2 separate regions of the Homo sapiens genome follow, and region 1 is linked to region 2. Evidence: chromatin contacts called from ENCODE Hi-C or POLR2A ChIA-PET data. All regions are on one chromosome and are shown on one strand. Each heading gives the region's core, a stretch centred on a gene start or an enhancer-like site at or near the end of the contact. The rest is flanking DNA. Distances are from core to core; before and after follow the strand shown.

Region 1 (4,283 bases), core at 1,673-4,172, 38 kb after region 2:
TACTCTTTCCCCCTCCACTATGGAATGACACAGCAAGAAGACCCTGGCCAGATGCTGCACCTAGATCTTGGACTTCCCAGCCTCCAGAACTATAAGGAATAAATTTCTATTCTTTATAAATTACCCAGTGTCATGTATTTTGGTACAACAGCACAAAACAGACTAAGATGTATACTTTTTTTTTTTTTTTTTTTTTGAGACGGAGTCTCGCTCTGTCGCCCAGGCTGGAGTGCAGTGGCGCGATCTCGGCTCACTACAAGCTCCACCTCCCAGGTTCACGCCATTCTCCTGCCTCAGCCTCCCGAGTAGCTGGGACTATAGGCGCCCGCCACCACACCTGGCTAATTTTTTGTATTTTTAGTAGAGATGGGGTTTCACCGTGTTAGCCAGGATGGTCTCGATCTCCTGACCTCATGATCTGCCTGCCTTGGCCTCCCAAAGTGCTGGAATTACAGGCGTAAGCCACTGTGCCCAGCCTAAGATGTATACTTTTATACAGTTCAGAAACACCAAAGATGAAGCAAGATATTTAGGCTGCAGACTACTGACTTCTTGTATTCTCACATAGCTGAAAGAGGACGAGAGTCTCTGGGATGCCTTTTAAGGCACTGATCCCATCTATGAGGGCTCTGCCCTTGTGACCTAATTACCTCCCAAAGGCCTCACCCCTAATGCCATCACATGGGGCGGTTATGATTTATTTTTTTTTCTTTTGAGATGAAGTCTCGCCCTATTGCCCAGGCTGGAGTGCAATGGCGCAATCTCAGCTCACTGCAACCTTCCCCTCCCGGGTTCAAACGATTCTCCTGTCTCAGCCTCCCAAGTAGCTGAGATTACAGGTGCACGCCACCACGCCTGGCTAATTTTTGCCTTTTTAGTAGAGATGGGGTTTCACCATGTTGGCCAGGCTGGTCTCAAACTCCTGACCTCAGGTGATCTGCCCACCTTGGCCTCCCAAAGTGCTGGGATTATAGGCGTGAGCCAGTGCTCCTGGCCTCTACAAAAAATTTTTAAAAAATTAGCTGGGCGTGGTGGCACACACCTGTAGTCCCAGCTACTCAGTAGGCAGGAAGATTGCTTGAGCCCAGGAGATCAAGGCTGCAGTGAGCCATGATTGTGTCCCTGCACAATCAGCCTGGGAGACAGAGTGAGACCCTGTCTCCAAAAAAAAAAAAAAAAAAAAGGAAGCCTTGCTGGGCATCTAATGGGAAAATCTGTGTTCCCAACAATGGAAATCAGCTAGATTGACCAAAGCACCAGAGGAACAAATGTATTTAGAGTGGTTCTGTGTGCACATGGTGGGGGGTGTATGGCAAGTGGGGAGTTGTCAACTGGCAGTCTTTAGCAGTGGCTATATGGAGGCTTCTCATGATTTCCACTTCAGTCAGAACAAAAGCCATAGTAGTTCCAGTGGACTGACCTTACAGCACTACAGGATCTCCCTGACCTGACCTCCTACCACCTTCTCCCTCACTTACTCCCCTGCAGCCACACCAGCCTCCCGGCTGTTCCTCACACATGCTAGCAACAGTGCTACCACAGGGCCTTTGCACTTCATTTCCCCTGTCTAGACCGCTTTCCCCAGATAGCTGCATGACCATCCCTTACTTCCTTAATACCGTTGCTTAATGTCACCTTCTCTCTAAGGCTTTCTGTGGCCATCCTATTAATACTGCCCCTTTCCCCCATGGTTCTCAGCTTCTTATAACATCTTCCATCACTTACTTCTGCTTATTGCTCACTGTCTCAGCCCCAGTGGAGTGTCAGCCCCACAAGGGCAAGGATGTTTGTTTTGTTTGTAGCTCCATACTCGGTACCCAGGATGCTGCCTGGCATATAGTAGGGTCTTGATATTAAGTGATTTACTCCATACGGTTCCCCTAGCATGCAGGATGGTACCTGGCATTCAGTAGGAGCTCAAGAGATGTTTGTTGAATGAATTGGTGTGATAGGGGACTTGGTGAGGACCCGCCCCCACTTAGATAGCTTTAGAAGCTGTTGGATACTTCATCCCTCTGCGTGGTGCTGCAGACATGGAGATGAAGAGGTGGCCTCAGTGTGGGAGTAGAGGGGAGCATTCCCTTGACTGAGGAAGGAATGTTAGAAAAGAGAGCTGAGGCTGGGCATGGTGGCTCATGTCTGTAAACCCAGCACTTTGGGAGGCCGAGGTGGGCAGATCACGAGGTCAGGAGTTTGAGATCAGCCTGACCAACACTGTGAAACCCCGTCTCTACTAAAAATACAAAAATTAGCCGGGCATGGTGGCATGCGCCTGTAATCCCAGCTACTAAGGAGGCTGAGGCAGGAGAATCACTTGAAACTGGGAGGTGGAGGTTGCAGTGAGCCAAGATCACGCCACTGCATTCCAGCCTGGGCGACAGAGCAAGACTCCATCTCAAAAAAAAAAAAAAAAAAAAAAAAAAAAGAGCTGAGGCCAGGAGTGGTGGCTCATGCCTATAATCCCAGCACTTTGGAAGGCCAAGATGGGAAGATCACTTGAGCCCAGGAGTTCAAGACCAGCCTGAGCAATATAGTGAGACCTTGTCTCTCTTATATTTAAAATAAAAAATTATTTAAAAAAAATTTTTTAAAAGAAGAGCTGACCTGTCCATATCTGCCACTGAACACAGCCCAGACAGCAACCCACAGCACCTCAATAATTGACTCCTCTCTGAAAGGCAAAGAAACTGCTTCCTGAGTCTGCTGCTACAAATTCAAGGCTTGGCATCTGGACAATTTTTAACAGAAGCAGACCCCTGCCAGGGAAACTTCTGGGGGCTTGGCAGAAGAGGCAGATGCCTTTTAATCTACCTCTTGCTCAATCCCTGTGATGTGAAAAAAGCCAGTCTGGACAAATTGTACAGGTCACAGTCCCCAGCTTGTGAGGGGCCTGTAGAGAATTCTCGGGCTCACAGAAGCCGTTGCTGCAGTAACCACTGCCGCAAGAGCAACTTTGGCAGCAGGCAGGTGCCAGGCAGCAAGCTGAGAGAACACTGCACAGATTCAAAGTGTCTTCAGATACAAGGCTTTGTTTGTGCACAGTGAACAAAGGGCATATTGGGAAGGCCTCCTTATATTGTCCACACTTCCCTGAATGTAAGGAGCCCTGTCCTCAAAATGGGGATCAGCAGGGCTCCTTTCAAGGTAAAGCAGAAAAAGTCCCAGTGGCCTGTCAAGGGAGACCAGGCGCTTTGGCTGGAGCTAGGTGTTCTGGACAAAGGGCCATATTCAAGAACTTTGGGCCCCATTTTCAAGCGTAGGCTTAGGAGAAAGATGAATTCCAGGAAATCTGAAGCTGATGAGATATCTGCTTTAGCATTGTGGCACGGGGAGGAGATGGAGGGTGTCTGAAATGGCCAGGTTATGTTGTGTTACAGGCAGAGACAGAGCCCCAGTGCCATTCCCTGGGGAGCTTTAGCCCTTCTCAAAGGTGCTACCAAGGCTGGTTTATTATGATTGGAGAAAGGAGGAGGCCTCCTTGACAGAGTGAAGTGCATAAAGCATAGGAAATGGACTACTGGACATGAGAAGTTGGGAACATCCTCCCTACGATTAACAAAATACAAGCCAGAGACCAGGCACGGTGGCTCATTCCAGTGCCTATAATCCCAGCACTTTGGGAGGCTGAGACGGGAAGATCGCTTGAGCCCAGGAGATCAATGCTGCTGTGAGCTATGATTGCACCACTGCACTCCAGTCTGGGCAACAGAGGAAGACCCCAGGCTCAGCATATTCTCTGGGGTCCTGCTCTAAACTGAGAGTGAAAGCATACTCTGCTGCTAGTTGCTAGAGTTCTTGCTCAGAAAGTTGTTCAGAGATACAGTATTTCAGATTCCACAGCATCTAAAGATTTTTTTTTTTTTTTTTGAGACAGAGTCTAACTCTGTCCCCTGGGCTGGAGTGCAGTGGCGCAATCTGGGCTCACAGCAACCTCTGCCTCCTGGGTTCAAGCGATTCTCTTGCCTCAGCCTCCTGAGTAGCTAGGATTATAGGCGTGCACCACCATACCTCGGTAATTTTTTGTATTTTTATACTTTTAGTAGAGACAGGGTTTCACCTTGTTGGCCAGGCTGATCTTGAACTCCTGGGCTCAAGCGATCCATCCACCTCAGCCTCCTAAAGTGCTAGGATTACAGGCATGCACCACTGTGCCCAAGCTTATAGTATCTATATTCCAAGAGTGAGCTCACAATCAAATGAGTCCTTTAACTTGTCCTGTACCCTGAGCAGAAAAGCAAGGCTGAAAAGTGAAATGGTTCCCACCTCAGTCAACTCAGTTCCCA
Region 2 (3,025 bases), core at 526-3,025:
ACACCAAGAGTGAGATAGGAAAGGCGATAATAAAAGGGGTGTTCCCAGAAGGGGGAACGAAGCCCGGGAAGGCGCTTTTAGCGGGGGCGTGGCGAGGCCCTCGGGTTTCCCAGCCCCCTCTCAACCCGGGGACCGGCAGGGCTGGCCTGGTGCCTTAAGCATGCTCTGGCTGCTTTCCTGGCTATCTCGGGGTAGTGGAGACTCACGAAGCACCGGCCCGGCGATGCTGAACAGGAAGGTGCAAGCGCCGCCCGCGACCCAGAGCACCAGGAGGCCGACGGCAAGCACTGCGGCCAGGCAGGCTGCAGGGTGGCTGCGGCGGCAGCGGCGCACAGCTGCGCGGGTCTCAGCTGCCCACACCAGCACGCCGAGGGCCACCGCCACTACCAGCGCGCTCAGGAGCGTATGAAGTGGCCGCACGTACCTGCGGGTACAAGGGAACCAAGCTAGCCGGCCGGGCGGAGAGACGGCCTCCGGACCACCACCCACCCTGGGCCCCAAGAGCCAGGGTCTCCCGTCTCCGGACACTCCAGCCTGGCACATCCTCCCACCAGCCCTATCTCCAGCAGGCCCATCTGCCAGGGCTCCCGACTCACCCTTGTAGACCCCTCCTTTCCTCCTTGTCAATTCCACTGTCCTGTCTTCCTCAGGTCCCCGCTTCAGGCCCTCCCATCCTGCTAGACACTCCCCACACCCCCGGGCTCCCAACACTTCCCTGGACTTTCCTTCCGACTCTGCCCCCGTAGGGCCCCTCATCAGCCTGCCCGCAAGCTCCCCCTTTAACACCAGCCCCTGCAAATCCCTCTTTCAGGCCTTCTGTCTTCACACGTTCCCCTCTCCCCAGGCCTAGGGTCCTTATAGAACCGCCCTCCAGGCTCCCATTTCCCTATAGATTCCTCCCTCCATCATTGCTAGGACCTCTTCCAGGTCGTCAGCCCCACTCTGAACTTTCAGCACTGCTCAAGTCCTTCCTCCAGATTCTCCATCCCTCTCTGGTCTCAGGCTTTCCAACCATGGATCCTCCTCCTGGGCCCAAGTTCCCCAACAGGTACCTGCCCCTGGCGCCTTCCAATCATAGCCAGGCTCCCCTCCAAGACCGGATCCCCAATAAATACATCTTCCAAACCCTCCAACTTTACCGTCTATTTCCCGGTCTCTGCCCTAAGTACTCCAGGGTCGGCCTCAATCTGGCCCCATCATTCACATCACACCCCCCCTACGCCCCTCAAGTACTCTCATGTCCCCCTTTCGGGCCCTCCTTTTTTTCCGGTTCACCTTCCAGCCCACTTTCCCCTTCAGTCCCACACTTGTCTCCATCCTCCCCATATCTTCCTTGCAGACCCCCATCCCCCGCAGGCCCTCCTCATCAGCCAGGCTCCATCTCCCTGAGGCCCTCCTTATAACTAGGCTCCACCTCCTTCAAGGCCCCCCTTCCAAGCCCCTCAGGCCGTCCATCTCTACTGACTTCGCCCTTCCCGGCCTTGCACCCCCCTCAGGTTCCCCGTCCTGGTCCTCAAAGACCTGTGGGTCTACCCCCACGCTCTGCAGACGTCCCTGGCCAACCGGCGCCTCCCTCCCTCACCCGGCGAGAGCGAGGCCGATGCCGAAGCAGAGAAGGTAGTTGGTTTGGTAGTAGAGGAGGTTGTTGATGACGCGGTGGCACCATCGCTGCGGGTCGCATGGATCCGGAGCCGCCAGACGCGCCGACCCCAGAACAAAGTCGTCCAGGGCGCGTAGCGGTGGCAGCCGCACCTCCGACATCCTGCCGGTTAATGTGGCTGGACCAGCCAGGAGGGGGCCGGACTACAACAACCGTTACGCCCCTCGCCACCGCGGGGCACACCGGGAAATGGAGTCTGGGCTGGGCAGCTTTTTCCTAACCTCCTAGGTGGATTGCGCAGGGGCGGCGATGCACGTGACCGGAAAAGCAACTAACACGCCGCTCAGGAAAGCAGCAAAGGCTGCCGGGAAATCAAGCCTTTGCCACGAAGCGAGATGCTCCCAACCCTTAAAACTGCCATCCACCCCCGCGCGGGGCGCCGCAGGGGCTGCTCCGGGCGGTGCCAGCGGCTCAAGCACAAAGTAGCCAGACAGATAAGAAAGGAGGGACTGTCACAAGGATCCGAGTTGGATTCCACCTCCTTCCTGTCAGCGCCCAAGAGGGTCACATTTCTCCAGGAAACTCCATGCCCCGCCCCTGAGGTCAAGCCGTAAATGCCATTAAGGGCCTTTTATTCGTATTCATCACATCGGAGATCATCTCTTCCTAGGAAGCTTTTAAAAAATCCCCAGGTTGGATTAGGGCACTCCCTCTGGGTCCCTGGCAATTTCCTCCAGGTTAGGGATCCCAAGGGGTCGCTGCCTTCCTGGGTCTCTGGCCTGGCCCTTGGGGCACACAGTCATCAAGAAGTGCTGGGGGGAAGTGAGCTCTTTATTTAGACATAGCTCTGCTGAGTGGAAAGTGGGCACCAGCCCCATTAATGCTTGCTGGCTGGTGGCTTCCAAGCACGCCCCACTGCCAAGGCTCAGCTCTGCAGTTCTGCCACTGCAGGTCCCTAGCACAGCCCCCAGGGTCCTTAAAAGTCATCATCATCACAGATGTCAAGGTACACGTCGAAAGCCTCTCTGTTGCAGTTTCCATCAGGAGTGAAGACATATTTGTGGAAGGTCCCATCTACGCAGATGGCTGGGGGAGGGGGGGTGGTAAAAGGTCAGAGGCTGCCACAGCCACAGGCTCCAGTCCTCTCAGGCATCTCAGGACCTAGGGTCTGCCTCCAGGCCTTTGCCCAGTGCTGTCCCCCTTACTGATGATGAAGCTGAGCCTCACATGGCCCTAAAATCCTTTCAGGTCCAACCTGCAGGCCTTTGCCCCATGCAGTACCCCCAACCAAGGGGCTGTTCCCACTCACCAATGACAGAGTTGACGTTCTTGGAAGTATTGCGACCGAAGGCGCAGATGCAAGCTGACTCAGCAGGCACAGTGAAGCTCGCCAGGCTCCACTGAGAGTCCACGTACTGCCCAATC

Evidence for each region. A loop is a pair of places that touch in the nucleus more often than their neighbours do. ChIA-PET counts read pairs that join two places held with the same protein, here RNA polymerase II (POLR2A). Pooled maps may share reads with other maps.
Region 1: a map of dorsolateral prefrontal cortex shows a loop between it and region 2 (2.4-fold over the local background). The contact joins the enhancer-like site here to the promoter of PRAF2 in region 2. A Hi-C loop is called at or near these places in 15 of 168 maps with a recorded cell type or tissue (B cell, CD4-positive, alpha-beta T cell, CD4-positive, alpha-beta memory T cell and 10 more), 20 of 37 single-sample maps with no recorded cell type and 31 of 50 pooled maps. POLR2A ChIA-PET finds 5 or more read pairs at or near these places in 24 of 52 experiments (B cell, BJ, CD4-positive, alpha-beta T cell and 19 more).

What each region holds. Positions count from the first base shown.
Region 1 is chrX:49,109,074-49,113,356 of GRCh38, forward strand. No RefSeq gene overlaps it. Among named protein-coding and RNA genes, the nearest start is that of GPKOW, 13 kb to the right of the region's middle. Within about 2 kb of position 2,923, at least 2 of the 41 ENCODE cell types and tissues checked have a DNase peak (open chromatin) inside an H3K27ac peak, as active enhancers do; they include dorsolateral prefrontal cortex, where a contact is called at or near this core.
Region 2 is chrX:49,072,227-49,075,251 of GRCh38, forward strand. PRAF2 (PRA1 domain family member 2) reads right to left here and starts at 1,776. Exons shown (of 3, transcript NM_007213.3): 1 at 1,583-1,776; 2 at 207-424. The coding sequence starts at 1,761. WDR45 (WD repeat domain 45) reads right to left here. Exons shown (of 11, transcript NM_001029896.2): 10 at 2,910-3,025; 11 at 2,216-2,686. The coding sequence ends at 2,577. RefSeq lists a silencer at 1,959-2,058.